Regions from separate parts of the Homo sapiens genome. Here regions 1, 3 and 4 are each linked to region 2. A link is a loop called in an ENCODE intact Hi-C map of the cell type or tissue named here. Cell type or tissue: PC-9. All regions are shown on one strand. Region 1 has its middle 42 kb from the start of LINC01625. Region 2 has its middle 110 kb from the start of LINC01625. Region 3 has its middle 56 kb from the start of FILNC1. Region 4 overlaps LINC02941 (long intergenic non-protein coding RNA 2941).

Region 1 (8,000 bases), 71 kb after region 2:
CCTAACCAATGAAAGACAGCTGGCTCCATGTATATAAAGAAATTGTATAAAACTCTATCCAAGTTTTCAGTTCGTTAATGACAAAGATTTGACTCCAGATTTCATCACTGTAACATCCCACCATTGTTCCCCCATGACTCACTGTACCTGATTTACAGGAAGATACAGTCTGAATATGAAAGGACATTTCATCATCAGCAACAACAGAAAGTATCCATTAAGTCATAATTATATGACTTGGTGTTTCATTAGTCACCTTAAAAAAAAAAAAAGAAAAAGAAAGAAAAGAAATACGGTCCTTCCATTCTAACTGGGTACATTCTACAACTAAAAAGAATGTTTTGAACCAGCATGATAAGGACATACAGATGGCAAAATGCAACATCACAGTTGATCACAAAGGCATAGATTTCTATATAAGGGTGACCAATAAGGAGCCAGCAGGGTCAACATGCGATGACGGCAATCAACATAGAGGTCTAGAAAAGTTGAGATAAGATAAAGCATGTGTTCTTATCACTCTGGGAAGACTTCCTGGAACTGGTAGCGTTTTTTGGTAGGGAAATATACATTGGCTGGTGGGCTGGGGGCTCAGGAAAGGTTCATAAAAGCAAGTGGAATAATTATTCAAGAGGGTGCTCACCTTGTGATCTGCTTACGGAGGTCCACTCACCTGGGACCCTAGATCTGCTGCACAATATTTGAAGGAGAGGATGCCGTTAGGGGACAAAAAGTTTGACAAGGACACAGAGACAGTGGTCCTGATAAAAGAAGACAAAGTTCTGCAACTAGGCAGACAGCAAGGAAAGCAGTGCATTCAGATGCTGGAAAGGAAGACATTCTCTCAAGCAGCAGATGGCCTCTCGTGGATCTCACTTGCACCGTACACCATGGCTTTAACAAGACATTTTGCAATGGGTAGCTTAGAATCTGGTATCCAAGAACAGTGACCCATTTCAGGGTGTCTTAATATCCTGAAATTTACCACAAACTTGGTAAGTTGAAGTTTCTGTGGGATATTATTGGGAAATGCTTCACATCCCTAAGTCATTCCTTCTCAACTGTTCCTCAAAAGCTTAAAATAGCACTTAACTCCCAGAGTGATTCAACTGGCTTAAAATAATTCACAAACATCTTCCTCAAAGGAAGTAGGGAAAAGATAGGAGGTGGAATGCAAATCAGCTAACAGGTTTTGTGAACACTGAGAGGTGAATAGATTAGCGCTAACAGATCGGGTAGAGTCTGGAGGCAGCCGTGAAGCTGATTGTGTCTCGATCAGGTTATTTCAGCCAATAATTGTTTGTTGGAGTTAGAAAGCATATAAAGGTTAACAAGGCTAAGGAAGACCGGTCTCTGGGAAATAAACTACATAGCCTAAGGAGATGATAATCAAGGGAGAAAATTCCTCTTATCCTTGCTAAGCCATATCTACATGGAAATAATAGTCAATAGGCTTTCTATATCTAGATGGTAACGGTTTCTTTTCCCAAGGATTGGCACCAGATAGGTTGTTTGGGGAAAGGGGTAAGAAGGGGAAGCACGTGGATTTGCCGCTCACACCTACTATAAACGCTACAAAACAACATTCTTCTTTTATTTTGAAGCCACATTCTGTAAGCTTGTGAGTTAATTCATTAATTCACCAGAAATTTATTTTACACTCATCACACATCAGACACTATGCCAGGCCCTCAGGATATAAAAGTGAATAAATAATATAATTAATCATAATAATAGCTTCCATTATTGGGTGGCTAGCATGTGCCAGGAATTCTACCTCCGTTATGCAATGGAATGCCCACAACTAACTTCTAAATGAGGCATTATGTTCCCATTTGTCAATGGAACACTAAGATGAAGAAATGAGCGTTCTGAGAGGCTAATAAAAGTGGCAGATGGCTCAAGGAACTCCAGTGTGAGAGCGAGATAAGCACTCCATGTTTGCAATATTCTATGGGAAATGCTAAAACAGAGATTACAAAAATAATAGGAGGAGCTTCTAACTCAGCACAGGGGAGAGGAGATCGATAGGCGAGGAGAGGGGAAAGTAGGAGTGTGTATGAGAGCCAGAGAGATAAGGTATCTCTCTGAGGGTGTGTGTGTGGGGGCGGGGGAGAATGTGTGTCCGTGTGTGTATGTCTGTGTGTGCGTGGGTATACATGTTTCTTTCTGTTTGTTTTTTGTTTTTTTGTTTGTTTGTTTGTTTGTTTTTGAGACAGACTCTCGCTCTGTCGCCCAGGCTGGAGTGCAATGGCACGATCTCGGCTCACTGCAACCTCTGCCTCCTGGGTTCAAACGATTCTTCTGCCACAGCCTCCCAGGTAGCTGGGATTACAGGCGCCCACCACCACACCTGGCTAATTTTTGTAGAGACGGGGTTTCACCATGTTGGCCAAGCTGGTCTTGAACTCCTGACCTCAGGTGATCTGCCCGCCTTGACCTCCCAGAGTGCTGGGATTACAGGCGTGAGCCACCACGCCCGGCCCTGGGTATACATATTTGTGTGTGTGTGTGTGTGTGTGTGTGTGCCTGCGCGCAAGTGCACATGTGCCCTGGGGGGGGGAGAAGGTCATAGCACCCCAGAGATATACAGTCCAGGAAAGGAGATAGGGGTAATATGAACTGTCTTTCAACCAACCATACCCACAAAAAGCTTCCCTCTGCATTTCTGCAGGATGAAGCGTGTTGCAAGAGAAAACAGCAGGGCTTACGCACAGTGTTTGGGGGATGACACAAGAGGCCCTGACAAGATACTTTTTATCAGCTTGAAGAAGAGGGGGCATTTATCTTGACAGACTAATTACCCGCTTTGAGTTAGATATTGTTCCGTCTATCCGTGTACCCAATGTGGCTATAGTAATGACAGGTTTTTTAAACAAACAAACCAAAGCTTCTAGGTCCAAATAAATGCTGCAAAGTAGTCACCTTAAGTTTAATTGCTTATTTCATTGTCTCTCTCATTGCTCAAGGCATTTCAGAAACATCTCTTTTGAAATTGCCTTCATAGCTTACGGTGCATTTTTTTTTTGAATATCCTTAACGGTGATAAATTTTCACCAGTTAAAGGGTAGTATTTTTGGTTTTGTTTCAAGTCAAAAAAATCATTTTGAGCTAAGTCCATGATGACTGATTAAACTGGATAAAAATAATCAAAAACACCAATTAAATGCTAGGCACTAAACTGTTTTTCATGAATCATCTCACCTAATTTAATTCTTAACACAAATCTATAAGGTGAATATTAATGTCCCTATTTGATATATATTTAATAATTATAAAATTAGCACATGTTATTGAAGGAAGGTTGAAAAATCTTGAAGAGTAGAGACCAAAGCTGCTTCAGTGTCCCACTTACCCACATCGAATCACTACTGATATTACTGCGCTTATCTACCTAGTGTTTCTTCTATGGGTAAGCATAAGAATACATTTTCCCCAAAAATTAATAACAATGTGTATAACCTTATAATTTTTCACTTACTATTATATTGTGAACAATTTTTCATGTCACTAAATTTCTTCCACAAAAATCTTTACTCCCTATTTGGTATTCCTGTTTGTGGATATATCATAGTCTACTCACACAATTCCAATATTTCAATGCTGCAAAGGAACATTCTTCATAGATAAAACTTTGTGGATTTTTATGATCGTTCCCATCAGATAATTTCCTAGAAGTAGAACCACTAGATCCAGGACATGAATCTTTTTGTTAAAAGTTTCCCATTTCTTGGATGAGTAAATCAAAACTCATTAAGCACTTTCCAAGATCATAAAAGTACAATCTAGCGGAAGTTAGATTTGATGCAGGTCTTTGACTCTCTAAAGCCTGTGGGGTTTTTTTTTTCCCCCAATATGATAAATTAATTTTGATGGAAAATGAGAAATATCAATAAAATAAAGAATTTTCACACGTGCAACCAAAACTATTCATGAAAGGCTGTTTTTAAAGGAGTTAAAAAATGCTTTGGATTTGCATTGTTTCCCTAGGTGACTCTTCCAGGAATCAAGCTCGTTTCTGAGTTTGTGTTTTGTTATATTTCTTCCTAAAGCACTCATTTTACTTCATTGTTACATTCTTTGAAGATGTCAGTTCTGTCCTTTATGAATCTACAATATTATGAATATTCTGGCCCACGCACTGGGATTTTGGTTAAAGTGACAAAAAGCACAGTCTCTCTGGCATTTAGGTAACCAGTTTTGGACAAACTTGGTTACAATTCAGGCAAGCCGCAGGCAGGTTGGGAGTCCACACCCACGTGTTTAGAATACCAAATGACTAATAGATAACCAGTCTTCTTTAAGCCTGGCTACATTCTGATAACAAGGAAAAAAAAAAAAAAAAAAAAAAAAAAAAATCTTCCACCCAGAGCTCTCTAGTTTGTTATAAACATGTAGCCTGTTCTCCTGGAAGGATGAGTGGAATGAGCAATACAAGAACAACCTGCTCCCGGCCGGGCGCGGTGGCTCACGCCTGTAATCCCAGCACTTTGGGAGGCCGAGGCGGGCGGATCACGAGGTCAGGAGATCGAGACCATCCCGGCTAAAACGGTGAAACCCCGTCTCTACTAAAAATACAAAAAATTAGCCGGGCGTAGTGGCGGGCGCCTGTAGTCCCAGCTACTTGGGAGGCTGAGGCAGGAGAATGGCGTGAACCCGGGAGGCGGAGCTTGCAGTGAGCCGAGATTGCGCCACTCCAGCCTGGGCGACAGAGCGAGACTCCGTCTCAAAAAAAAAAAAAAAAAAAAAAAAAAAAAAAAAAAAAATTGAGATTCAATGTATTCATCTTGTTGTCTAGAAAAAGTATGCCTTTATACGAAAAACATATATATTTATACAGACACACAGAAATGCACACAGGTAAGAACATACTAAGCCTTAATGAGTTTGCTGTACACATGAGACTTTCTGCAGCAGAATAATGCATCAGTGGCAAAATAGGTCAAATGGTGGGAACCTCCACATCTTTGAAATCTTTATGAATACAATGCTGTTCCCACATTACCTCTTGCCTAAGAGCTTCAAAACAGAGCCTTGTGAGGAATGTGAAGCAGAATAAAAATCCCAGCTCTTGTGTGGCACATTAAAGAGCCCCACATTCTGGGACTCTGGTGTCATGTTCACAGGGACACATTCTTGTGGCTAAAACAGTGCTTGTAGGTCGTCTGCTCTGAATGAAAAGGGATTTTCCATATGTGTTTTCATAATGAGTGTTAGGATTTGGTTACATGTTTTATCCAAACTGTGAAAAGCTGATGGTAGCAATTCAGAATTCTAGCAATGATCTAAACGACATGCTTACGTTTTCATAGAAACATTGTGGGGAACACTCTTCAAACCACTCTCTTGGTGCCATGCTTATTTTTTAATTTCACAGTCTATTTCAACACATTTTTCCCACGTATGAAGCTCAGCTCCTTCACTTTCCCCCCATCATTTCCGTAGAGCTATGTTCATGTCAGATACAAGAAAAAAGGTATTGAGAGTCAAGGAATACAGCAGGTTTGTGCAGGAATAATTGTGGTAGCTCGGATGTTCCCTGAGTAACACTTAGACGTTGAACATTCATTTCTGTAAAGTCTCTAATAAAAATGTTAGCAACCACAGGGCTCGTCTTTCTGAGCGTTACCTCTTCTCTCCCAGGTCATTTTGTGCTTTTATCAAAACTGATTTCTCTGGCCATGTCTGTAGCATATGTTGCTTTATTGTTTGCTAATATCATGCTAACATTACACTCACAAAACAGTCTGTGGAGCCTGACTTCTGTCCACACAGTCTGTGTTACAGCACAAGCTGGAGATTGTTCCCAGCTCTAGTCAAATGACTCCCTTTAGGCAAGTTGCTTAACGTCAGTTTCCACATGTATCAACTGGGATCCACGCTATGATCTATCTGAGGTCTTTGGAGGAAAGGCCACATTCCTTGTTTCTCAAACTCTCTCCTTGCAGGGGACCAGTCTTCTGACTTTGCAGACAAAAGAAAGACCCATCATTTTTAAATGGCCTTCTTTTGCCTGGTGGGCCAAGCATTATCAGATCCTTACTTTTTAAATACTTCTTTATCTCTCAAATACACAACTGTCTCCTGAAACTTGTAAATATTTTCCAAAACTTGAATGTGTGTTTACTCAAAAACATCCTATCAAGGTGTAATTTTGGAGGTAGAATATATTACCAATTTATTTTACTAATGCATGTACAATCTGTTGTTCTACACGAGCAAAATGAATGTTTATTCTTTGCTTTAAGGCTGAGGTTCAAGTCAACAGTTTTTAAGCACAACCCACTGCGAACGATAGTGGAACTATAAATACAAACAAGGCCTTGTCTCTTCCCTTAAGGAGGTGATGATCCAGGAGAGACAGGGACTTCTAAAAGACTACAGCCCCATAAGTAAAGACTAAATTGAAATACAAACTTACTCTGAGCCAGGGATTGAGATTATTGAGACTGGGAAGGCTTCAAGAAGACAATAACTTTTAAGGTGGATCTTGGGTGAAGAACTGCATTTTAATACCGAAAGCAATGACCAAAGGCTTAGACTCTTTAAAAAAAACAAAACAAAAAAAAAACAGAGTTTGGCTCTTGTCGCCCAGTCTGCAGTACAGTGGCGTGATCTCGGCTCACTGCAAGCTCCGCCTCCCGAGTTCTCGCCATTCTCCTGCCTCGGCCTCCCGAGTAGCTGGGACTACAAGCGCCCGCCACCATGCCTGGCTAATTTTTTTGTATTTTTAGTAGAGATGGGGTTTTACCGTGTTAGCCAGGATGGTCTCGATCTCCTTTCTTCATGATCCGCCCCGCTCGGCCTCCCAAAGTGCTGGGATTACAGGCGTGAGCCACCGCGCGCAACCAGACTTTTTTTTTTTTTTTTTTTTTGAGACGGAGTTCCGCCCTTGTCGCCCAGTCCGGAGTGCAGTGGCACAATCTCAGCTCACTGCAACATCCACCTCCCGGGTTCAAGTGATTCTCCTGCCTCAGCCTCCCAAGTAGCTGGGATTACAGGTGCCCTTCACCACACCCAGCTAATTTTTATATTTTTAGTAGAGACGGGGTTTTGCCATGTTGGCCAGGCTGTTCTCGAACTCCTGACCTCAGGCAATCTGCCCACCTCGGCCTTCCAAAGTGCTAGGATTATAGGCGTGAGCCACCATGCCCAGCCAAGTCTTAGACTCTTGAAGGAAGTAGTGACTTCTGGTTTTAGGAAATCTGTTCTTTGTTGTGCTATGCTATTTTTAAATGCTAAATATTGTGGTATACTACTCTTATTCCCAAGTTATTGAAAGTCTCTAAATTCAAATCATTTGCATCTTAAAATTATTGCTGCAACTAAAAATTCAAAGCAAACAAAAGTACATTTATTTAGAAAGATCTTTGATCACATCCCTCACCTGTTTGAAATTCTTCCAGGACATTTTATTATTGCTTTAATTTCCACTGTTGGGATTTATGTTTATTAGTGTTTTGCATTTCCTTCCAGAAGACAGAAGTTTGGGAAAGGTAGGAGTGTATTATAGGAGATTAGGAGAGGAGAGGGAAAAAAAGTGAGATTATAAGATAAAGAAGAAGAACCCTAAACCCCAATTCCAAGCTCGCCCCCACCCCCTGCTTTGCCAAGCCTGACCTTCTCTTTTCTCTCAGAGTTGGATTCTCCTGGGCAGAGCCATTCTTTGAGACTCTTTCTCCCTACCAGGATCATTTATGTCGGTAAGCATCTTCTCTCTTAATCATACTGCCTAGGGAGAATCTAGCAGAAGCAGGTAAAGTCTCAGGCCTGGAGACTGGTGGAAAAACATTTGGTTAGAAGGAAATATAATCACAGACCCCTGTTCCATAAATGTATCACGCAAACTAAATAGCAAACTTTCCCTATCTTTGTTTCATTCCAACATCATAATCATTATGAAGGAATTATTAATATAAATACTTGGGGCATTGATGGCACTTTGTGCTTGATTGTATTTGGAGAGAGGACGTAGGGCAAATATTTGGAACATAAATTGG
Region 2 (8,000 bases):
AGAAAGTAGCCTCTTTGCCTTACTTTCACGGTTCCAATTAAATAACAGTAGATCAGGAAAATAAATGTGCCTAATTATAAAGTTTGTAGGACCTTGAGGGGTTTCATGACAGGGAGCACTTGTCTTCTTAAATGGGATTTACTCTAATGGGGTTAGCCTCCTAAGAATAGACTTGTATTTGTGCTTTGTGCTTCTTACCCTAAGGGGTTAACACAGAATGTGGGAACTTGTTCAGTACCCACTTCCGTGTGTCCTGCTAAAGTAAAAAAGAATTGCTTATAAGGGCAGAAAATGTCATCATTTTTGCACTTGCCCTGACCCTAGCATCTAAAAATACAAAATGCTGGAGTTTCCATAGCAGGTGACTTTTAAAAAAACGTGAAGAGGGCTAATTGTTTAAGGTCTAAATGTAGTCCATAGAAGAGAACAGAAATAGAGAGGTGTCTCTCTAAATGACCTAGCTTGTATAAAACCAGGCATACAATTCATTTAAAGGACTTTTTGTCTCGGCATTTTTCCTCTAGATTTAAAGAGAAGCATTTCTTTTTCAGCACAATGGATAATAGTGTCATCTTGGCTACCTTCTGTCTATAAGTGGGGTTAATTTTAGCCTGATCCTCATGTTGAGCACATGGAAGAGTTTATATTACTCATCAACCTTTGCTAGAAGCCTAAGATAGCCTTTAAGTCTCGGAAAAAGTAGCTCCTGTTTGAAGAGATTCTCCTGCCACATGCTGAAGTCAGAGAGGGTAGCTGTGAACCTAGAAAAGGCTGCACCTGTTATTGTATACACCATTGCTGCTAACTTTGGCCTTTCCTTTCAGTTTAAATTTTTTCCCTTTGATATATACTCTATTTCTTAGTTTAAATACACATTTCAAAACACTTCCTTCGGGTAATTGAAGTGAAATTGATCATTCTTCAAATGTAAGTTTTTAATTGACTTCCTCCTTCCTGACTAGGAAATTAACTTTCAGTCCTCCCTTATTTGATCTGTTTAACAGGGCATGTAACACCTTCCAGACAGCAAGATTTAATGAGATCCTAAATGCCGAAGACTTCACCTGATAGAGGCTCAACATTCCCACCTAACTTTTAAAGATACAACAATCAAACTTACAACTGAATTCTAGCTGCAAAACATATTGATTGACATCATTGTCCATAATATATTGAAACGGTCAGCTATTGTCTTGCTCCTCTCCGCCAGTTGCAAAGCACTCTTTAAAAATCAATTGCCTTCTCCCTGTGCAGAATTGCCAGAAGTAGATATCTGATGCCTGAGCTGTAAGCATATTTATTCATTTTCAGTCTCATTTCTGTTGTTTATAATGATTTCAATGAAAATTGAAATCTAATGTTTGAACTGAAAGGGATCAATAACATCTGAGAACAACTATGCTCAAAGATTTCACAGCCCTTTCCTTACAAGAGGTTGTTGTTTTTCATGCTGGTTGTTTGCCAAACTGCCACCTGGACAACCAGGTTGGTGACCAAACAGGTGATAATGCTCTCACAGTTTCACAGAAAACGCACCCAGAACTACCATTGCCACACTGCAGTTCCTTGACTTTAAGTGCTTTATAGATTTTTCTGTTGTTCATGTGGTTATAGTCCAACACTATGAAAAACAAGCTCTAGGATCCCAGATCTCAGTCTACAAAGGTAGGTTTTACTTCTCAGAAGGAAACAGATCTCCAAATCCCAGAATGTAGTACAGTTGTGACCTTCGGGGAATTCTACTGCCTACAACAGCTTATTTTCCTAGGAAGGAAACTTCTAGATTTTCTTTGGAGATACTCCTTACCATGGGGAAAATTTTCTGACTGTGACCCCCTAAATGCTTCCATAAAGTAGTCTCAATCAATGACATAAATATATTTGGTGACACTGTACACACACACCCAGTGTGCACATATACTCTGACCTCCACCAAAGATAGAATTTTTCATGGAAATAAGATTTTTCTTAGCGATTGATTTTCCTGGAAGGAATTTAATTAATTAGCATTCTCTTCCTCCAACGTTTGCTTCATTTGCTTTTCTTTCTCTTGCCAACATTCTGTCCTATCACCTGTGTTAAAGACACCGAGATTTACACCCCTGACTTTTTTCTACGTATTTTATCATAATTTCATTATTGTTTTCATTTTCCATATCATATATTCCGTTTGGTTTTTAAATAGGTCTTTTAATATCTTGGAAATAAAGGGTCAGCTGGGCAATAGAAACAGGAGGAAATAGAGCCTTGTCATGTTTGTAAAAAGAAAAGATGAAGCCAGATGAAAATTGCAAGATCTGTTACCTTATTACATCCGTATTTTCCCCTGACCGAGTGTAATACTTTAAACTTTTTTCCTCCCTGGTTCTCATAGAACTGACACATTGCAGGTGCCACAGTTTAGATTTAACAATGAAAAAAAAGTCCATCTCTTTTCTAGTTCAGCAGGAAAGACATCACAAAAGATAGAGTTATCATGAGCTAATTACAGTCCTTGAAAATTACCTTTGTGCTTAGCAAATATGCATTTTTTTTCTTTGCTGGTGATGAAGAAGTTGGCAGTTTAAATAAAAAACACTATTTAAAGTAACAGAGTACAGTTACATAACCTTTTCACATAAATCACACAATAACTCTTTGTGCTTTGAAAAAAAAAAAAAAAGAACCGCAGTGCGTGTTAAGAAGATTTATTTATATAATAATCTATGCAAAGGATTTTTTTTCTCTTTTTATAAAAGTGGGATGTTCTTTTTTTTAAACCTCTGGAAGTTGCAGAATAGAGGGCAGGAATACCCTCCAGTCACTACTTTTAGTAGCACACACTCCAGCTACTAACGACTTCAATTCAAGTAGTGTTTTGGCATTACCACACACTTTTATTTCTAAACACACAGATAGAAAACTTCATAAAGGAACAGTCTCTGCTTATAAGTAAACAAAACTATAGGGTCAAATTCCAATCCAGTATAAAGATTCTTTTGCATCCACAAATTGCATCATGGCCTGAGATCATTTTTCTCTGTTTTGTAGGAATACTATTCCTTCAAGTATGTTTGATCAGTCATGGGGGTGGAGAAATTCATGGGACCATTGAAGCCCTGTAGTTTCTCTACTGATTCTCTATGGAATTCTTTAATCTTTTTTCCCCCTTCCTGTCCATCCCTCTTTTGTTCCTTTTAACCTTATTCCCTGATTTAAATCTAGAAGCAATAGTCTTTCGTTATTTACAACATTGTACCCACCGTTTAAAAACATCCCCCATATAAAATGTCCTGACACCAAATTGATCTTATCACTGACCAGTTCACTCTGAAGGGTTTCAGAATTGAAGAGCCAAGGAAATACGTAAGTTGCTAAATGCTAAGCTTGGCTCAAGCTTACCCACTTAATCCTCAGTCCACAAGATCACTCCGGGAAAAGTGATCTTTTCACAGAGATAAACCTAGTAGAAGCATTTCACTGGTCACATATATCTATTCTGATCCTTGCTGAACAGTGGGGGTTCTCAAGACAGGGCAACCCACAAGGGCTTTCTTGTGTGTCCTTATCTTTCATTGAGATGCTGACCTAACTTTTAAAAGCTATCTCCATGGAAAATTCTGGGCTCCACTCCAAAACCAATCAGTAGGAGGTGGCTCTCTTAATCAGTGGCTGTGTTCCGTCTTTATATAAACAGGTTAAGCCAGCTGCCAGGGCCTCTGTGACCAGTTCCAGCTCACATTACCTTCAGCTGGAAAGATGGGCCTGTACCAAAGCTACATTATGAAAGCTGAGAACTCTACCTCTCCCAGGTCATAGCAAAAGACCTGGCTGCTGTATGTGGTGATTAGAGTCACCAGTAATCTTACTCTTGTTCCTGAAAAAAAAGTGAATAAAATGTGGCACACCCTCATTGCCAGAATGGGTAAGATTTTACTAACCTGGCAATTAGCGGTAGCAACTCCAAAAGGAAAGATTTTTTAAATTCTGATTGATACATAATGTCGAGCTACTCATTTTCCTAACACAGTGGAAAAATAATAGAAGTAGAGATAACTTCTTGGTTAGAGGTGGAATAGAGTGCTTGTTGTGGTGAGATTTGATTAACTGGAGAGACATCCTCCCACCAGCTAATCCGAAAAGGGCTATCATTGCCCAGGATGGAGCTCAGAGTATCAGTTTGAAGAATCAACAGGCATGACTAATACTGGAAAGACACTGCTGACAAAAATCTGTTACATTCCTCAAATACCCATTCCTCTCCTTTGACCCTAAGAATGTTGCTCAGAATGATGTTAGTCCAAAGTAGCAGCAAACCACATGAAATACAACCTAAATAAATGGAACAATAAAACAGGCTTCTGGCCAGGCGCGGTGGCCCACGCCTGTAATCCCAGCACTTTGGGAGACCAAGGCGGGTGGATCATGAGGTCAGGAGATAGAGACCATACTGGCTAACACGGTGAAACCCCGTCTCTACTAAAAATAAAAAAAAAAATTAGCCAGGCATGGTGGTGGGCGCCTGTAGTCCCAGCTACTCGGGAGGCTGAGGCAGGAGAATGGCGTGAACCCGGGAGGCGGAGCTTGCAGTGAGCCAAGATCGAGCCACTGCATTCCAGCCTGGGCAACAGAGGGAGACTCCCTCGCAAAAAAAAAAAAACAAAAAAAAAAAAAACAGGCTTATACATGTTGACCAAAAATAATCCAGGCAGAAGAGGTGACACCATCATGACACCCTAAATTTTGAAACTTGCTTGTCGTCCAACCAATAAAGCAGGATCATTAAAAGAAACAAAGCAAACAAATGAAAGCCTTCCCATACAATGTATTTTTGTTAGGTATTAATGAAGAATAGTCTGTTCTACATTAATCATTACAATGGTAATAATTAGGGATTCCGGAACTCACTTCCAAAAGAAATCCATTCCCAGAGAAAGTATTTTAACATGATATCACATTGATTTAAAATCACTGAATTAAAGCCACTGGTTTATACGTCAAGCCATATTTGAATGGCTTGAATAACTTTTCTCTTTTTTGCTACCAGAATTGAATGCAAAGTGGGGAGGGCTCTTATGCTGATTTTATTTTTAAGCGCGTGCAATAGCCACTGCAATTCCAGTAGAATTCTTCTGTTTTTTATTTTTGACAGCATAATCCTACACCCATGGGAGCTGAGCTTTACAGGTGTTAAAGAGGATTTGTTGTAAGAAAATGATTATGATAGGATTTAATGTAATTGAAAGTCAAGGTACAGTAGCCATACAGTGTATCAGAGAGAGTGTCAAAACTTGCAGCGAGGGTGGAGTGTCTTTTGTTAAGTAAACAACAAAAGTAGAGAGCGAAGAAGATATTCTATCACAATAGGATCTACAAGCTTGGCCAACCTGATAAGCCTGTCCCACCACAGTGGATATCAAACCCACAAGTGCTAGAGTGCTTCCCTGGCAAGAGGGGCCAGGAATAGCTGCAACATTCCTACTACACAAGAATGTTTTGAAAACAAGTTATATAATAACCTGAATTCTTGTCTAGAACTTGCTAAGCAACAACCATAGGCCCTCTCAGGCTCCAGGGGAGAAAGACTCATCTCTCAGCCATCACCCTGGCCCTTCCAGTTCCATGACCTAGAGCCACTCAGTCCTTTCACATCTTCGCTAAGTTTGTCAATATGGTGGCTATGAACACATATGCATTGCACGCACATATGCACAGAAACACATGAAGCAAGAATTGTGTGGCTCCCCAAGTTTCTCACCCCTGTTCTTGAAAATGTCATTCTCTCTCTAAAAATTATAGGTGGATCAAACATGTGAATACTTTTCCATTAAGATATGGCTATAAGGATTACAAGCAACATGACTTACTTTAGGCTCATAAAGTAATTATAAGCACTCAGGACTAGAATTTGGTGGTAGCAAGCAAAAGGGCAAGAATAACTGAAGGCCTTTTTCCCTGTAATTATAGTGCTTTCTTTTACTTCTGACTTTCTTCCCTACCATCCCAGGGTGCCATTAGCTCATTTTGATCATAATTAATATTACTAACTATATTTTGGTTGGCTTTTCACTGCTTATGGTCCATGAGATGGGCAGAAGCAGAACCTGAAGTCTAAGGCCATATTTATCTTAGACAAACAACTGGAGAACATTTTTTCCAATCATTAATTCCAGTTCTTTAGTACCGTGGAATCCCATAACAGCCTTTGCAACAGAGACACGTGAGTGCAGACAAGACCAGGAACTTACTATTGTTGCTATCCGCATCAATATTATTTATGTATATACTTCATTTCTCAAGCATGAAAGTGATTTACGAAATGACACAGGATGTCAAATAATGTGCATGGACTTGTGAGTAACGTCTTTTGAGGCGTTGCTCTTTCAGCACACAAATTTCATTTTCACCTGCATTCCCAATATCTGTTACAGATTTAAGCATCACTACATATATTTTTTAATATTAGGTTTTCTTTTTGTTCTAAATCGTGCTGCCTCAAAATCATGAATTTCAGATTTATATCACATATCACACATAAGGAATTTTTCTCCTCCTTTCTCCTTTATTTGTGTGCTAGCCAATTCTCTCCCTAGACATACAAGATAAAGGACAATAGGGAAAAAAATTTTTTTTTCATTTATTTATTTTTTGAGATGGAGTCTTACTTTGTTGCCCAGGCTGGAGTGCAGTGGTGTAATCTCGGCTCGCTGCAACCTCTGCCTCCGGGTTAAAGTGAGTCTTCTGCCTCAGCCTACCGAGTAGCTGGGACTACAGGCGTGCACCATCATGCCAGACTAATTTTTGTATTTTTAGTAGAGATGCAGTTTTACCATATTGGCCAGCCTGGTCTCGAACTCCTGACCTCGTGATCTGCCCGCCTCAGCCTCCCGAAGTGCTGGGATTACAGGCGTCAGCCACTGCACCCAGCCAAAAAAATATTTTAAAGTGGAGATAAATTCAAACATCACCAGTCAGCCAGCACTGAACAGCAAACATATACACATGCATATCTGACCCTTGAACAACATGAATTTGAACTATGTGGGTCCACTTAGATGTGGATTTTTCAATAAAAGTTACATTGAGTGTCCCGCCTCCCCTCCCACCTCTTCTGCCTCTGCCACCCCTGAGACAACAAATCAACTTCAGTACTTCCTCCTCCTCAGCCTACTCAATGTGAAGACAATGAGGGTGAAGGCCTTTATGATGAGCCACTTCCACTTACTAAATAGTAAATACATTGTCTCTTCCTTATGATTTTCTTAATAACATTTTCTTTTCCCTAGCTTATTTTAATAATACAGTATATAATACAAATAACATACAAAATATGTGTTAATGGACTGTGTATGTGGTCAGTATGGCTTCCGGTCAACAGCAGGCTATTAGTAGTTAAGATGTGGGGCAGTCAGAAATTATACATGGATTTTTTGCTGTAGGAGAGATCACCACCTCTATGCCCCAAAACGTTCAAGGGTCAACTGCTTATATATTTTGAATTATAGTTGGCATTTTGAATATGTTTTTATGCTTATATCTGAATATATGGTTTTGAGGATTAGAAATTAATATTTTACCCTAAGTCATGATGTCATTCTAAGAGCATTGTATTCAAAGAGTCAATAAAGCCACTCTATTTAGGACTCTTCACCTCCCAGACTGATAACAGAATACCACATTAAAGTAAAGTTGTTACTTCTATGAAGCAGGTAATCAACTAATTACATGCTTTAATTAAACTATCTCTCTAGTAGAATTTTCATTTGTTGGTCGGGCTTGGTGGCTCATGCTTGTAATCCCAGCACTTTGGGAGGCCGAGGCAGGCAGATCACGAGGTCAGGAGATCGAGACCATCCTGGCCAATATGGTGAAACCCCGTCTTTACTAAAATGCAAAAAATTAGCGGGGCATGGTGGTGCGCACCTGTAGTCCCAGCTACTCAGGAGGCTGAGGTAGGGGAATTGCTTGAACTCGGGAGGCAGAGGTTGCAGTGAGTCAAGATCATGCCACTGTACTCCAGC
Region 3 (8,000 bases), 130 kb before region 2:
GAGTAAAATTAAACTAGGAATCAGTAATAAAGGAAGAATTAAAACATTTTATAATGTTTTAAAATTCATCAATACTTCTCTAAAATAACGTAAAACAATTAAAAAGGAAATTAGAAAATACTTTGAATTGAATAATATAAATTAAAAAAGGAATATATCAAAACCTGTGAGATGCAGCTAATGTAGTACTTGGAGACTTACAACAATAAATGCATGAGTTGCAAAAGAAGAAAGGCAAGCAAGCCATGATGCAAGTGTTCATTTGAAGAAGTAGAAAAAGAATAGCAAATTTAATCTAAAGAAAGTATGAGTAGGCCGGGCGCGGTGGCTCACGCCTGTAATCCCAGCACTTTGGGAGGCCGAGGCGGGCAGATCATGAGGTCAGGAGATCTAGACCATCCTGGCTAACACAGTGAAATCCCATCTCTACTAAAAATACAAAAAATTAGCCAGGCGTGGTGGCGGGCGCCTGTAGTCCCAGCTACTCAGGAGGCTGAGGCAGGAGAATGGTGTGAACCTGGGAGGTGGAGCTTGCAGTGAGCCGAGATCGCGCCACTGCACTCCAGCCTGGGCGACAGAGTGAGACTCCATCTCAAAAAAAAAAAAAGAAAGTATGAGTAAAGAAATGATAAGGATAAAAGTACAAATTAATAAAATATAAAACAATGTATAATTATAATAAAGAAAATCAATAATACCCAAGGTTATTTCATCAAAAAGATAAACTTCAGCAGGACTGAACCAAAAAAAAAAATTAGATACTAAATACCAAATTTCAGGAATAAAAAGAAAAACACCATTACATACCTCAAAGACGTTAAAAATAACAAGGATATTATGGACAACTTAATGTCCATACATTTGAATAATTAGGTAAAAACTTTAAATCCTTTAAAATACACAATTTATCAAATCTGACACATAAAAGGAAGATAAAAATGAGTAGCTTATTAAATAACATAAATCCATAATTTAAAATCTTCAAAGAAAATTCAAAGTGCAGATATCTTTACCATTGAATTATTTCCAACATTTAAGAAAAAAAATCTTACTCAAACTCATGAAGCGAACAGAAAAAAGGAGAATGTTTCTCAACTAGTTTTATTAGTCCTGCATAACCTGAACATCACTTGGCAAGGACATTAAAAAAGGAAAAATTATAGGCCACTTTCTCTCATGAATATGGACAAAATATGGGCAAACAAATCCAGCTACATATAAAAAGAATTATAAGTCACTACAAGGTTTTTTTTCCAGAATGCAATTTTTTTTAGGTATTTAAAAATCAACCTATATTGATTGAATAAAGGAGAAAAAAATGTGACCAGTTCAATTGTATTGATAAAAGTCAACATGTTCAAGACAGAAATACAGCAAATCAGGAATAGAATACAATATCTCTTAACCTGATAAAGTATATTTCCAAAATTCCTAATGCAAAAGAAAATGTACTTAGCTAAATATTGAATTGTATGATTTGGGCATAAGAATAAGAAAAAGAATGTCTGCTGCCAAATTTTGTAAATTATGTAACTGTGGTTCCTAGCTACACAATAAAGTGAGAAAAATGAATAAAATTTATATAGATTGAAAAGAAAGATCAAAAAATTATCACTATTCATGGCAATATGATTGTGTGTTTAGAAAATTTGAAAGAACCTACAGCAAACTATTAAAATTACTATGTGATTTTAACCAGGCTGCCGGCCGTTATGCAACATAAAAAAAATCATTTGTATATATGAACAAACATAATTACAAAATGAAATTTTAAACTGATACTATGTACAGTAGCATTAAAACATCAAATACTTAGAAATTAATCTATTGAAATATGTAAAAGTCTACATTCCAAGTAGTATAGCATTACTGAGGGAAATCAATAAATCTTAAATAAATGAATGGATACACCTTGTTTGAGATACCATTCAATATTGTAACAATGTCAGTTTTCCCCAAGTTAACTTACACATGTAATAAAAACTCAGCCAAAATCCTAGTAGGATTTGTGTGTATGTGTGTGTAAATCAACAAGCTGATTCTAAAATTCATGAAAATGCAAGAAGCAAGGATAGCTAAGATGATCTTGAAAAAGAAAGAAATGGAAAAATTGAAGCTACTATATATTGAGATTTATTATAAAACTCCTGTAATTAAGACAGTAAACAGTAAGGTCTTGGGACAAGGACAGACATTAAACCCATGAATCAGAATAAAGAGTCTAAAACCAGACTTGATTATGGCAATGATGCCTCTGAATTGGACTTGAAGAAAGGATAATCTTTTCAAAAATTGGTGCTGGGTTTTCTACCTATATAAGACTAAATAATAATCTCTATAGACAATATTTTATATCATCTATATTGTCTTATTGTCACTATTCTGTAGACAAAAATCAATTCCGGGCAATTATAAACGTAAATTTCATTTTAAAATAATAAATATTTTAGAACTAAACATAAGAGAATACATTCATAATCTTGGGTGAGACAAACTTTTTTAAACATGACACAAATAGTACTAAGTATTATATAAAGGAAAAGATTGATAAATTGGACTTTATTAAAATTAAGAACTTCCATTCATTGAAAGTTATTTGATTAATGAAAAGGTAATCACAGAAAAGGAAAAGATATGCGTAATACATATATTCCACAAAAGATTATACTCTAGACAGATATATATGTACGTACATACTCAGATATTGTATGTGTATATATATATACACCATTTTCACCCTACGGAACAGCAAGGAAAAACAGAAAACCTAATTGTCTTACTCTATGACTTAGAAATTTTTTTCCTCCCTACATACACAAGAAACGAATACATATGAGTGCCAAAAGGTATACACAAGGGTGTTCATAGGGGCATTCTTCATAGTAGCCAAAAACTGGAAATAACCCAAATGTTAGTCAATATTGGATTGTACAAATAATAGAATACTACGCCACAATGAAAATGAAAGAAATACTCTTGTATGCAACAGCATAGATGAATCTCACAAGTATAATATTGAACAAAAAAAAAGGCAGGCACAAAAGACTACCTACTATCTTATTCTATGTATATAAAATTCAAAAATAGGCCAAAAAAATGTAGTCGTGGAAGTCAGAAGAGTAGATATTCTTGATGAAGTATGACTGGTAGAATGACAAGGAAGTTTCTGGGGATACAGAAGCTTCTTTTTCTTGATTTATGTAGTGTTTGCATAAATATATTCACTGTAAGAATGTTTTGAGCTGTTCACTTATGATTTATAATGTGGTGAGTAAATATGCTTCGCTAAAAAGCATACTTTTATAAAACTACTTACATATCAACATATATGTGCATACCTACATACACAAATAAAGCTTATGGGGTTATATTGAAATAATTTAACTGTTATTCACATTAGTGGTTGATTAACTGTAGTCATCAATGGCTATTGTAAGAATGATAATATCTTCACAAGAAGGGGGCTTTTCTATTCAACTCCACTACCTGCCCTTATCTAAGAACTTTATGTATTTCATTTGTTCCTTACCCCCAACCTCTGAAGTAAATACCACTGTTTTCCCCACATCAGAGATGAGTAAGAGTAAATAGAAGTATGGAGAATTTAAGTAATTTGCCCAAGATCACAGTCACAAAATAGTACAACTAGGATTTAAGTAGCAATAAAAAAAATCATTCGGTCAACTTTTATGAGGCAAGTCCCTGTCTTTTGCAAAGAATTTCTTGCTGAAGAAGCATCTCTAGATCAATAATACTCCATAATACCCAGTAATTGAAGGGTTATGGTTGTTGACCTTTAGATAAGTTAAAAGCAATGAGTATTTACCGGGTTTATATTAACCACCAAGGTTTGTAACAGATCCTGAGGGTTCAAGACTAAATAAGATACCATCTTTATCTTCAAACAGCTCACAGATCCAGTAGCGAAAACATATATATATATATATATGTTTATATATATATAAACAGATAAATCAAAGTTCAAAATCGATATGGCAGTTTTAAAACATTGCTGTCCTTTTTATGAAACTCTTTCCATTGAGGGGGGGTATATGCCTTATACCTTGAATCTGGGTGGGCTTGAGACCACCTCAGCAGTTTGAGCAAAGTAAAGCCAAGTCATAAAAGGCAAAGCAGCTTCTATCTAGTTCTTTTGGCATGCTTACTTTCTTGGAGTGCTCCCTCTCAGAACCCAGCTCCCATGCTGAGAAGTCCAAGCCACATGTAGGTGCTCTTGTTGACCACCTCTGCTGAACCCAGTCTTTAACTCATCCCAGCCCAGTAATCAAGGATGTGAGTAAGAAAACTATAACACGAGAGATCCTACAGCCCATCTATTCCAGTCCTCAGCCATTCAAGTACCCCCTAGACATCTGAGTCTCCCTCCTTCCCCAGACATCATAGGGCAAAGCCAAGTCATTCCTGCTGTGTCATGTACAAATTCCAGAACTTCAGAATCCATGGGCATAATAAACAGTTGTTTTCTATTTCCTCCAAGTAGTTTGTTTATGTCCCTGAGGGTGGTTGGTTACGCAACAATAGATAACTGGAAAAGTCAGTTTCTCAATGTTTATTCCTCATACACCTGTGTCACAAGTACCTGGGGTGCCTGTGAAAACAATGGATTTCTGGATCCCTCCTCATTGCTTTTGAATCAAAATTTCTGGGAATGCATTCCAAGAATTTGAATATCATCCAACATCTGGGCAATTCTTACATTCAGTAAGTCTGAGTATCTCTGCCCTAAGCCAAGCACATGGTTAGCCACAGTAACAGTGGCTCACACATTTACTGATCTTTGAGACCATCAGGAATTTTCAAACATCAGTGTGCCTAAAGAGAAAAAAACACGATTCACGTCTTAAATACGAAAAGCTAAATCTGTAGGGAGTCTACAGACCTGTAGACAATTTGTATCATAATATATTACAGGGTTGTGAAAGAGGTATACACAGGGAGCCGAACAAAGAGTAGTTATGTTTGTCCCATTGGGTCAGGAAAATCCTCAGAAAGCGTGTGACATGATATTGAGTCCTAAAGGAGGTGTATTTATTTGTTCTTCAAGAGACAAAGACCCAGAAAATACAAGATGCAGACGTGGTAGAAGCAAGTGTGAAACAGCCTGATGTTACAGAGTATACATGCCCCCAGGAGAAGACATTTGAAAAGTGAGGTCATGGAGAGAGTTTGCACTTGTGCCTGAAGGCAATAAGAAATCTCGGAAGGTTGAAAATTAGGGAAACTGTGGTCAAATCTGCATTTCTCAAAACCTTTCTTTGCAGTGACTGTGTGAAGGAAAGAATTAGGCAAAACAATAAGAACACTATTATAATAGCTCAGGCAAAAAAAAAAAAACTAAACTAGGAGTGGAAGCTTATTAAGAAATAGTGAAATGATACATGTCAAAGAAGAAACTCCACAAGATTTGGTCTCTAATTGAATGAGGAAGGCCAAGCTAAAATCTATGATGATTTCTAGGTTTCTGCCATAAATTAAAAAAAAAAGGAGGTATCAATCCCCTTCTTCCAGGGGCCATGAGCCAAAATAAAGAAACCAGGTAAATGTACTCAACATTTATTCTACAGAAATAATTTGAAATTAGGAAAAGAAGTGTATTTCTGAATTTGGATGGCTCTATTTAACCATTCATCCAACTGATGCATTCTTGTTGTGCAAAGGGGGATGATCCTTGAGCTGTTTTTAAAATGACACGAGAAATATATGATGAAATACATATTGTCCTTGATGGGGCTGTCCACTCAGATAACTAAAGACAGGATATGTGTGATGACAAAATCTTAAATCTGTGAAAGTAATTGCTTCTGACATCACCAACTAGGCAGCAGGCTGCCCAAACAGTGCTGTTCAGTCACAAATTCTAAGCCTAATGAAGTGAGAAGCATACTATATAGATACAAATTAAAATCTACTTACCAAGAACAGTCAGTATTTTTTTTTGTAGACTTCCGTGTTTAACGTAAAGAAGAAAATATCTGTTGGGAATAATCACCCTTTTATGTTTTAAGTCAACACAATAGATCTGTTATTAACCACAAGAAATGGACATCCAGTAATTCTAATCTGTTACTGAAACCTTTGGCTCCTATAGGACTATTTTTAGATCCTTTTAATTATTAGTGTTAAGCAGGTGAAATACAGTTGTGAGAGAAAAAGATTCTGCTTAAAATAATGGCTGTTTATCCTATTGTGTTTATTTTTCACCTTTTTCTCCAGCACATTCAAGATTTTTGAAAGCTCAATTTTCCTGTCAACCACAGGACAATTGATATTGTATATTTGAGAAGAGTTGAAACTCTAGAATGGGGATTTCATGTAACTGAATTGTAATGAAGTATGATGTAAATAACTAAAGATTGTGAGAAGTCCCATGAATTCCCTTTCCAATGACCATATGTTTTGTTTCTGGTGTGAATTGTTTGTGAGTAACCTTGTTAACTCAGAAAAAAATAGACAAAAAACCTCTAATAATATATGACTCAACCCAAAATATGGCTCACATTCTTTTATATCACCTCTGAGTGAAATAGAAGTTGAAATGCATCTTCTGTAATATAGAACCTTCAATAACAAGGCATTATTAAACATATTATAGCAATAAGTCATCTATCATTCAATGACCAATTATTCTTTGGCAGCTGTACTTTAGATTTCTGCAGCTCAGATAAGTCTCTCTGGCTGTGAGAAATCAGATGGAAAGTCTTACAAACAATTCTACTTGCATTAAAGCAAGTAAGGAATCTCCTGTATAACTATTTTCCAAAATGTGAATGCAACACTATATGTGCAATACGTGTTTCAAATATAAATTTGATCATTGTATTGCAAGTGAGAAAGATAGCAAGATACGAGAAGAAAAAAAATGGGTTGGGACCAGATGGCTTGGATATGAATCATTGATTGCTTCAGTACTTCCTGGGTTCTGAGTTTCTCTGAGAAAGTCAGTTACCCTCTCTGATATCAGTTGTGTCATTCTTAAAATGAGAAAATAATGCCTACCTAAATACTATGTATGAAAATTAAATGAAATGATGACATAAATGCATCTGGTACTAAATTGGCTCTTCAAAAATGTTAGTATCAATATGAGAGCCTGGGCTGGGCATGGTGGCTCATGCCTGTAATCCCAGCAATTTGGGAGGCCAAGGCAGGTGGGTCACTTGAGGTCAGGAGTTCGAAGCCAGCCCGGCCAACATGGTGAAACCCCATCTCCACTAAAAAAAAAAAAAAAGAAGAAAAAAGAAAATTAGCTGGGCAGGGTGGCAGGTGCCTATAATCCCAGCTACTAGGGAGGCTGAGGAGGGAGAATCTCTTGAACCCAGGAGTGGAAATCACACCATTTGAGCCAAGATCACACCATTGCACTCCAAACTGGGCAACAAGAAAATCTGTCTCAAAAAAAATAAATAAATAAATAAATAAAAGAGAGATCCTGATGGGTTGCTGGAACAGAAAAAGTACGAGGTAAAATTTAAGGAAATTTGAATAATATATGGACTTTAGTTAAATAACATATCAGTATTGACTCATTGATTTTGACAAGCATACCATATTAACATAAGATGCTAATAATACAGTAAATAACTGGGTGCAGGGCTTATGGGAATCCTCTACACTATCTTCGCAAACTTTCTGTAAATCTAAGCCTATTCTAAATTTTTTAAATTATATTAAAAGTTTAAAAAAAGCTAATACCCGTCCCTTCTCTTTTCCTTTTCAATGTTAACCCCCAAAGGTTAGATTTTCTTCAAAGTGACTGGTAGTGTTACTAGTTCAAGTCTACATTTAGTTCAATTCTACAGAGAAAATATGTCACATATTGTTCTCCACGCAGGCTGAATGTTGTGGTGTCTGCCATTTCTCCTAATATGTTAAATTAAAAATATGAACCAGTCATAAGCATCTACTAATATTTGATGAAGGATGCTTTTTTTGTCCTTCCAAAAAGCCTAAAATTGGACTTGGAATCTCATACAGTCTTT
Region 4 (8,000 bases), 470 kb before region 2:
AGGTGCCCTTTGTAAACAAAAAGTTTGGCGTTGAGTATGAACACACATCTCAGTTTTGTAGTCCAACCAATAAAAGGAAAATGGCACTTCTCTCTTAAAAGCTTTAACAAAAAAACCATCATTTTCTGAGATCCCCAATAAACATCACAAACTGAGATCTTGGTTCTTCATTTACCCAATACACTAAAGTAGAGAAGACCAAGGAAATTGAAAATGATTGATAGGGAGAAGGATAAGCAGGGAAAAACTTAATCCTTTTTCCTGAACCTACCTATTAACTAACTATGCCCTGATAGAATTACAAATATCCATGTTTAAATTTTGACAGTTTCACTAACAAATTAAAGGGTTCCAATTGGAACTCATAGAAACAGCCAGCAGCAGAAAGTAGTTTATTGTTCTTAATGCAAAGATCAAATGTCCTGAAATCTCTTTTTCAACTTGGCATGTTTTGGAAGTATTTTGCCTGCTTTACCTCAGAAAGAATAGATAAAAAGAATTCACACAGCTTTACATGAAAAGAATGACAAGTATCCCAAAATAGTACATGTCATTTGGTGCAAGATAAAATATACCACAAAATGAAAGATCAACTTTTTACTCCCTTTCTATTCTTAAGCACCAACAACACAAAGTCTTGCCTTCTTTTTTCTGAGTTACCTGACCAACACATTTTGCCTTTGTCCTCCTATGATTACACACCTTTTTTATTTTTACTTATTTATTTTTTTGTAGAGATGAGGTCTCACTATGCTGAGCTGAGATAGCCTGTCCAGGCTGGTCTCAAACTCTATGGCTCAAGTAATCCTCCTGCCTCAGCTCCCCAAAGTTCTGTGATTACAAGTGTGAGCCACTATCTCCAGCCTCATTACACATCTTGATCACATTTTTTTTTCTCTCCTAGAAAACTCAATATTCCATGCCTGTTTTCTACAACCCCCAAAAAAAAAATTCCGTTCTTTCCTTGTGGCAAAGACATTCAGAAACCAACACTGTGTCACAGCTACTCCCCAGCAGTTAGAGGTTCATCTGTTGACAATTGGAAAGGGGCAAGAGAGACATCACTTAGTAGGCCTGTGTTTTTCCCGCAGTTACTGAGTTTTGTGTACCTTAAAAATGAAAATTGCATATTCTTGGCCATGGTCATGTTTTATATGTAGGAAGAAATCTGTAACAATTCAGAAGATACTAAATTTAGTGAAAGATGTGAATACATTGAAGTCTTTTGAGAACGATTGAAGCTCATTCATTTACAACAGAATGGAACATTTCTGGGGTAAGGAAGAGGCAATAGAATGCAAAACCGCACCTTTCTGAGTGTGAAATAGAAATGAATGGGAATCCCAATAGAGTTTATTCCTTAACCCCACTGTACTGGTAAATAATAGTTCATGTCCATGGTGCTCTTGATTCCCTTGAAATGGTCATTAAAATTTCTTTCTTCCCTCTGGTTCATCTCTCTCTCTTTTCCCTTCCCATCCCTTCCCTTCCCTTTCTTCCTGTCTTTAGTCATGTTTGGATTGATTTTCAGAAGGTTTAGACTGTTTCCTCACGTTGTCACCAGCTCATTACCACAGAATTACACTTCACAAACAAGAGCTGGCTGGAGAGCTAACTTGGCTTAGCTGTGCTATCTGAGGGAATTATTATTATTATTATTATTATTATTATTATTATTATTATTACTATTAGAGACGGAGTCTCGCTCTGTCATCCAGGCTGGAGTGCAGTGGCGCGATCTCAGCTCACTGCAACCTCTGCCTCCCGGGTTCAAGCGATTCCTCTGCTTCAGCTTCCCACGTAGCTGGGATTACAGGCACGTGCCACCACGCCCAGCTAATTTTTGTATTTTTAGTAGAGACGGGGTTTCACCACGTTGGCCAGGATGGTCTTGATTTCCTGACCTCGTGATCCACCTTCCTCAGCCTCCCAAAGTGCTGGGATTACAGGTATGAGCCACCGCGCCCGACCGGGAATTATTAAAAGGATAAATTTCTTTCTTTTTGAAAAGACAAGCACAGTCTGATCAGCGGGCAGGCAGCACCACTGCCTGTTCTCTTTTCAGTGCTGTCTTGTGGCCTTTGCTCCCACAGAGTCATTCACTGATGAAGTAAATAGCAGCAGTGGTGTTTTTCTGCTAGGAACCAAGATCCCCCGTGTGCTTTGCTGCAAGAACACATCCTTCACAGCTTTATTGTAATGATTTTACCATTTCTGCTGTTGTTACATGTACTAACAACTAGAAGTCTATATTTCACAATGATATTAAGCACTGAACTTTATATACACACACACACACGATAAAGAGTTATCAACACATGCTCTTTTACTGAGGAAAGCTAAATGCTTTCCTCAGTATTCCAGCTATGGAATTTTATATATATATATATATATATATATATATACACACACACACACATATATAAAATGTGTGTGTATATATATATATAATGACCATATATTCCATATATATGGAGTATACATATATATAAAATATATATGGAATATATATATATATATTCCATGATTTTTTATGTAGTGTTGTTTCCCTGATTAGATAACTTTGATTAGGCAAAAAAGTCTAAAACCAGCTAGATAAATAATAGTTTAGAGGTATACATACAACATGAAAATGCTGAAAGTAGTGAGCATTGCATATTTGGAAAATAATTCAATAAGAAATTCTTTCTGTGCATGTATTTAGCAGCACATAAAGGGAGAAAACAGAACACTTAAAAAGTTTATAAGAGTCTCATAGGTTTTTCTCTGTCTGGTAGTCTGTTTTTGACATTATTATCAGCGAACTTTTGACAAGAGACTGTGATGTCATCAGTGAATATTTAAAAACAAAAACAAAAAAACATCAGAGTCCAGCAAGTCTATTTGTCCCTCTCAGAGAATTTTGGCAGATCAGAAAATCTTTGATTTGTGAGATAGTTTTTTTCAATAAATTATCTTTGGTTACTTTCTTTGTTTTACATTTTATTGGTTTTATCAGACATGTGAAAAAATTTTCTATGTTTACCTACTAGAATCTCCCATGGGATTCTTCTTATAAAGAGTTAGTACAAATATGCAAAATTAGAGCAAATTATGGTGTTGTTATTGCCTATTCCAAAAGTATTATGGAAATACTGGGATAAATGTCAGAGAAGGCAGGCCCAAGAATGAGAACATAAGGAGAATGACTTAACTTAGCATTTTTACATCTATTAGAATCACGGTATACAGAGATATTTTTCACTTTCTACCCATATCTATGATCCTTAGTGATATGTGGCCATATCTAGAAACCCAGAGTTTAACATGCATTACTAATCATGCTTCTTCTAAATCAACTCCCTACCCTAATAACTAACAGAATATTTTCCCCTCCTCACTCATTCCCAGCCCTCATTAGCAATTCCTTCTCCTGGGCTTTATTTATCATGAATTGCACCAGTTTGACCAGACATCTGTTCTCTTAGGAGTGTTAAAGCTTCCATGTCTAATGTTCCTTCCAGAAAAGGCAAGGATCTTACATGCTCTTGACTTCCATGATGAAAGTGCATGGGTAATTTAAAATACACATTATCAAGAATGTGTGATAGCATAAATGAGCCAAATGTGCCTTGAAGCCCTTAACCAAGCCAGTAGGCTATAGAACTCAGTTCCTTCCCCTATATCGAGTTGGAAGAACAGCATCTGGCTTGGCTTATTGACCACTGAGGGGTGGACCATGCCATGAAACATAGAGGTCAAAATTCCCAAGGCTGGCATCAGGATGATGATAGGGATACTGCTGATGTTCAGATGATTTCTGTTTACCACAGTAATTGGCTGTTCCTAGGCTAGAGGAAGCCAGGATTAAAATACAGCCAGAGAGGCTTCTTTTTTTGCTGAGGTCTCTGAAACTCCCAACAAAGGGTGAAGTCCAGAAAATAATTACCTTGTATTTCTGCCTTGGCTCTTTCACACAGTTTTTATTCATATCTCATTTGCTATACCTTAATAAAGATACCAGTTACTTTTGAATTAGGCTTTTGTCAGATTGCCAATATCTTGAAATCTTAAAAACTCACTGCAAATGTGAGCACAGACTTTGAATAACCTGGGCAGCTGGCCAAGCACTGAAGATCTTTAAGACAAGAGTAGTCAGCCATCCCACTTAATGTTTTGATTTTGTGCTCGAATAAAAAAAAGACTGGACCAGATAACCTTCTAACTCGAAGATTCCATGACTCTATTTTTCAAATATCTTCATTTTCCAAGTATTCTACAGGAGAAATACTAAAACTGTGTGGTTTGTTGTGTTTGCCTCTCTCTCTCTCTCTCCCCTCCCCCTTTCTTTTTCTTTTCTACTCATCCCACACCCAAATATGGTGCAATAACAAATTCCTTCACTAAAGCAGCAGAGTTTTTAGTTATTACCATGCATGTTTTTAAATTCTCCCCTCACTGATGAAAACATGTGATATGAAATACTGAAGAAACCTCAGGGGCATTCCAAGCATTTATGGACAAAAAGTCATGACTTGTGGTATTTTCCTTCAAAATCCATGTGAACTGAATCAAACAGACATAAGAATGTATACTTAAAAACTTCTGAAACAGAATGGATGCATTCTGTCATTGACAATCCATTAATATTGTAACTCTGAAATAACATAAATCTGTCTATTCCATTCCATCTCCCTCAGCATTCTTCTAGTGCAAGGCCCCCTATTCTTATCTAGACCACTAAAGCAGCTTCTACACAGGCCTCTTCCCATTTTGCTCCAGGCTGCCTTTATGTGAGTACTGGGTTAAGCCTCCAAGAGTTCCTATCACGACTCTGCATAAAACCAACATTAGTTCCCCTCTCCCTACTAAGTAAATGCCTGACCTTGATATTTAAGTATTTCCAAAGTTTTGCCTTGCCTTGTTATTTTAGCTTTATTTTCTACGATGTTCTTACATATTCCCAGAATGCAGTATTTCTCAATCTTGTCACTATTGGCATTTGATGCAGATAATTATTTGTTGAGAGGTACTGTCCTGGGCTTTGAACAACGTTTAGCATCATTCCTGGCCTTTACCGAATAAAAGTTAGTAGCACTTCTAAGTTGCAGCAACCAAAATTGTCTTTGGACATTTTGCAGTGTCCCCTAGGTGGCAAAATCATAACTGATTGAGAAACACTGCTATAATAAAATCAAATTGCATTATTTGTTGTTCCTAAACCATGTAGTTCTTCTACTTAACAATACATATTTATGGATAATAATTTCTTCTAAAATATTACCATAATCCCCCTCCCCCACACACTCCTTAGTTTTACATGTTAACATTTCAGGGGACATCTAGAGCTTCCTCCATGAAACCTTTCTCAATTTCTGCATACCAATGTGGTCACTCCTTTAAACCCATCCTCTGTCTCCATCTTATTCATTAAACATCCTTCCTTTCCAGGCTTACAATATTTACATTGATCTATTTGTCAAATTGTCCTTGAAATGTTCAAATTAATTCATTCAACTTATAAGCATTGAGCCCCTATAATGTCCCTGGCATTGTTGTATTCGTTCAGAACTACTAGAGTTCTGAGCAGAGCAAGCACTTTCCTTCTGTCAAACTCACAGGTCAGGGAAGAGGTGGATGGTAGAGGGAGTGTGTGTGTACAGGGGGACAATAATAAATGAGTAGTTTCTTTTTTTTTTTTAAGAAATACACCATTTGAGGCTACAAACAGATGGTGCAATAAACTATACGTAGAAACTCTTTAGATACAGCAGTCAGGGAAAAGCCTTACTGGGGTATGATATTTAAACTGTGGATTAAAGTATAAGAAAGCTATCCTCATATTTTTGCCTTTAGAGATACCAGCCTGTGCAAAGGCCCTGAGGCAGAAGTAAGTTTGGCTTATTTGAAAACTTGAGAAAAATGCCTAGAGCTGGCTTATAGTGAGCAGAGGAGAAGGATGTAGAAAATTAATTGAGAGAGGCAAGTAGAAACCAAAGTGTGCAGAGCCTGTTAGTTCAAGGTAAGAATTCTGGATTTTCTTTGAAATGTTTTAAGAAGTGAAGGGTTTTATGCAGTGAGGTGACATCATCTGATTTACACTATTAATACATTACTCTGGGATTCTGTATGAAGAATATGGAAAAGGAGTGTTTCAGTTTAAAGAACCTCAAAATTAGAGGATATCTTAATTTTTTCTATAATGAAAACTCCAGAAGGATTAAATTCCCTATTCTAGAACACTGTGCATGTATCACAAAGGAGTTGGTGTATTGACCTCTTCAGCCCTTGGAAGAGTTTGCTTCTGGTTGTATCTCAATGTGCCATTGAAATATTTTCCATGCGTGCCATAGCAGCAAGAAGGATAGGAAGAGAAGCACTGCTAAAACACAGCATTAAAATAGTTGCCCACATGATTATTCAACAACTCCAAAAGACTGGGAACTCATTACCTCCAAAAAGAGCTTTTTCCAGATTTGGAAATATCTGCTTTTCATTGAGCTGAGTCACAAATGTGTGGGATATATTGATGAGCTCATGAGTAGATCCATTTGGCTCAGGAAAAGTTCTTTTAGATGAGGCTCATCTAACTCATCAAAACCCCTCCTCCATCTACCAAATTGCCTGCCTTTGGGGAAAAATATTATCCTCTGCCAAGGACTTGTCCCATTTACACCTGCTTCTCTGCCTAGGCCTCCCTTAACCCCATTTTCCAATTATTCCAACCAGTCTTCCTCCCTATAAGATGATTTTGGTATCTGTGATAAGCTTCTCTGATCCCATCACCATCTTCAGGTAGCTAGTCATCCCCTCCTCTTCTGTGTCTTCTCTATTAAACTGTAAACTCCCTGAGGACAGGGACTAGGCCTTATTCATCTTGCGAAGTTAAATGTCTACTACATTACAGATGTCTAGTAGAAACTGGTTAATCATTATGGGTGGAGTAACTCTGAGATTTGGGGTAAAATGTTCAAATATTTATTCTACTAATTATGGGAGTTACTCATTCAAACATTTGTTCCACAAATATTACCCAGTGCCTGTGTGCCCAAGTGATGGAAATATACATGGGCCCCACCTCATGGAGCTTATGACCCAGATGAAGAGGCAAACACTAAACAAATATTGAATGATAAATAATTATTAAATGATATGAATTTTACAAAGGAAAAATAGAAGGTGCCATGAGAATACATATTATGGAAACCAAATTTTGCCTGGGTGTTCAGGAAGCCTTTCTTGATGGAACGAGATTGGAACTAAGACCTAAAGGATGAGTAAATCTTGAGAAATGCACTTTAACTCCCTAAGCCTCAGATCCCTCACCAATAAAATGGGACAATAATGCCTTTTCTTTAGAGTTCTCCCAAGAATTAATTAGTTAGCATATGTAAAGTACCTGCTAAGAGAAGGAATTCAACAACTGGTAGGTTTTTTCTCCCATAATAAATGAGGAATGAAGGCAGCCTGAGCAAGCAAAATAGTGGATGAACCTGAATGCTTCCTGTCATGTGATGAATTGTATTCCCAAAACATGTATGTTGAAATCCTAACCCCTAGTACATCAGAATGTGACCTTATTTGGAAATAGGGTTATTGCAGACGTAATCAGCTATGTTAAGATAAGATCGTATTGGAATAGAATGGACATTCAATCCAATATGACTGATGTCCTGTTGAGAACAGGTAGATTTGAACACAGACACAGGAAGGAAGAACATTATGTTGCAATAGAGACAGCAATTGGAGTGCTATAGCTGCAAGCCAAGGAATGCCAAAGATTGTTGACAAGCCACAAGAAGCTATGAAGAGGTAAAGAAGGATTCTCCCCTATGGGTTTCAGAGGGAGCATGCCTCCATCCATACCTTGATTTTGGACTACTAGCCTCAAGTACTGTGAGACAATAAATTTCTCTTGTCTTAAGTCACTCTGTAATACTTTTTACAGCAGACCTAGGAAGCGAATACATCTCATAAAAGGATTTGGAGGCTGGGCACAGTGGCTCATGCCTGTAATCCCA

Evidence for each region. Hi-C counts contacts between places; a loop is a spot of excess contacts. Peaks named below come from ENCODE experiments on the same cell type or tissue, not always from the same donor. Only the 100,000 strongest peaks of a DNase experiment are listed, where the experiment ranks them.
Region 1: a loop joins it to region 2, with 10 times the contacts of the local background. A loop is called at or near these places in 4 of 110 quality-filtered maps.
Region 3: a loop joins it to region 2, with 7 times the contacts of the local background. A loop is called at or near these places in 3 of 110 quality-filtered maps.
Region 4: it touches region 2 in a loop (8-fold over the local background); 4 of 110 quality-filtered maps call a loop at or near these places.

Annotation. Positions count from the first base shown.
Region 1 is chr6:139,512,842-139,520,841 of GRCh38, reverse strand. No RefSeq gene overlaps it. Among named protein-coding and RNA genes, the nearest start is that of LINC01625, 42 kb to the right of the region's middle. RefSeq lists a cis regulatory region at 1,748-2,224. In PC-9, no CTCF peak of the experiment used is centred here; DNase peaks (open chromatin) are centred at 151 and 4,341; H3K27ac peaks cover 957 bases.
Region 2 is chr6:139,583,917-139,591,916 of GRCh38, reverse strand. No RefSeq gene overlaps it. Among named protein-coding and RNA genes, the nearest start is that of LINC01625, 110 kb to the right of the region's middle. RefSeq lists a cis regulatory region at 2,927-2,938 and an enhancer at 2,861-3,005. In PC-9, no CTCF peak of the experiment used is centred here; DNase peaks (open chromatin) are centred at 2,976, 3,646, 4,216, 5,366 and 1 weaker place; H3K4me3 peaks cover 1,728 bases; H3K27ac peaks cover 4,526 bases.
Region 3 is chr6:139,710,826-139,718,825 of GRCh38, reverse strand. No RefSeq gene overlaps it. Among named protein-coding and RNA genes, the nearest start is that of FILNC1, 56 kb to the left of the region's middle. In PC-9, no CTCF peak of the experiment used is centred here; DNase peaks (open chromatin) are centred at 4,535, 6,595 and 6,895; H3K27ac peaks cover 3,349 bases.
Region 4 is chr6:140,058,662-140,066,661 of GRCh38, reverse strand. The region is part of intron 1 of LINC02941 (long intergenic non-protein coding RNA 2941); the gene reads right to left. All of the region lies in intron 2 of LOC107986652 (a long non-coding RNA gene), which reads left to right. Among named protein-coding and RNA genes, the nearest start is that of LINC02941, 86 kb to the right of the region's middle. In PC-9, no CTCF peak of the experiment used is centred here; DNase peaks (open chromatin) are centred at 4,071 and 4,491; H3K4me3 peaks cover 1,299 bases; H3K27ac peaks cover 2,942 bases.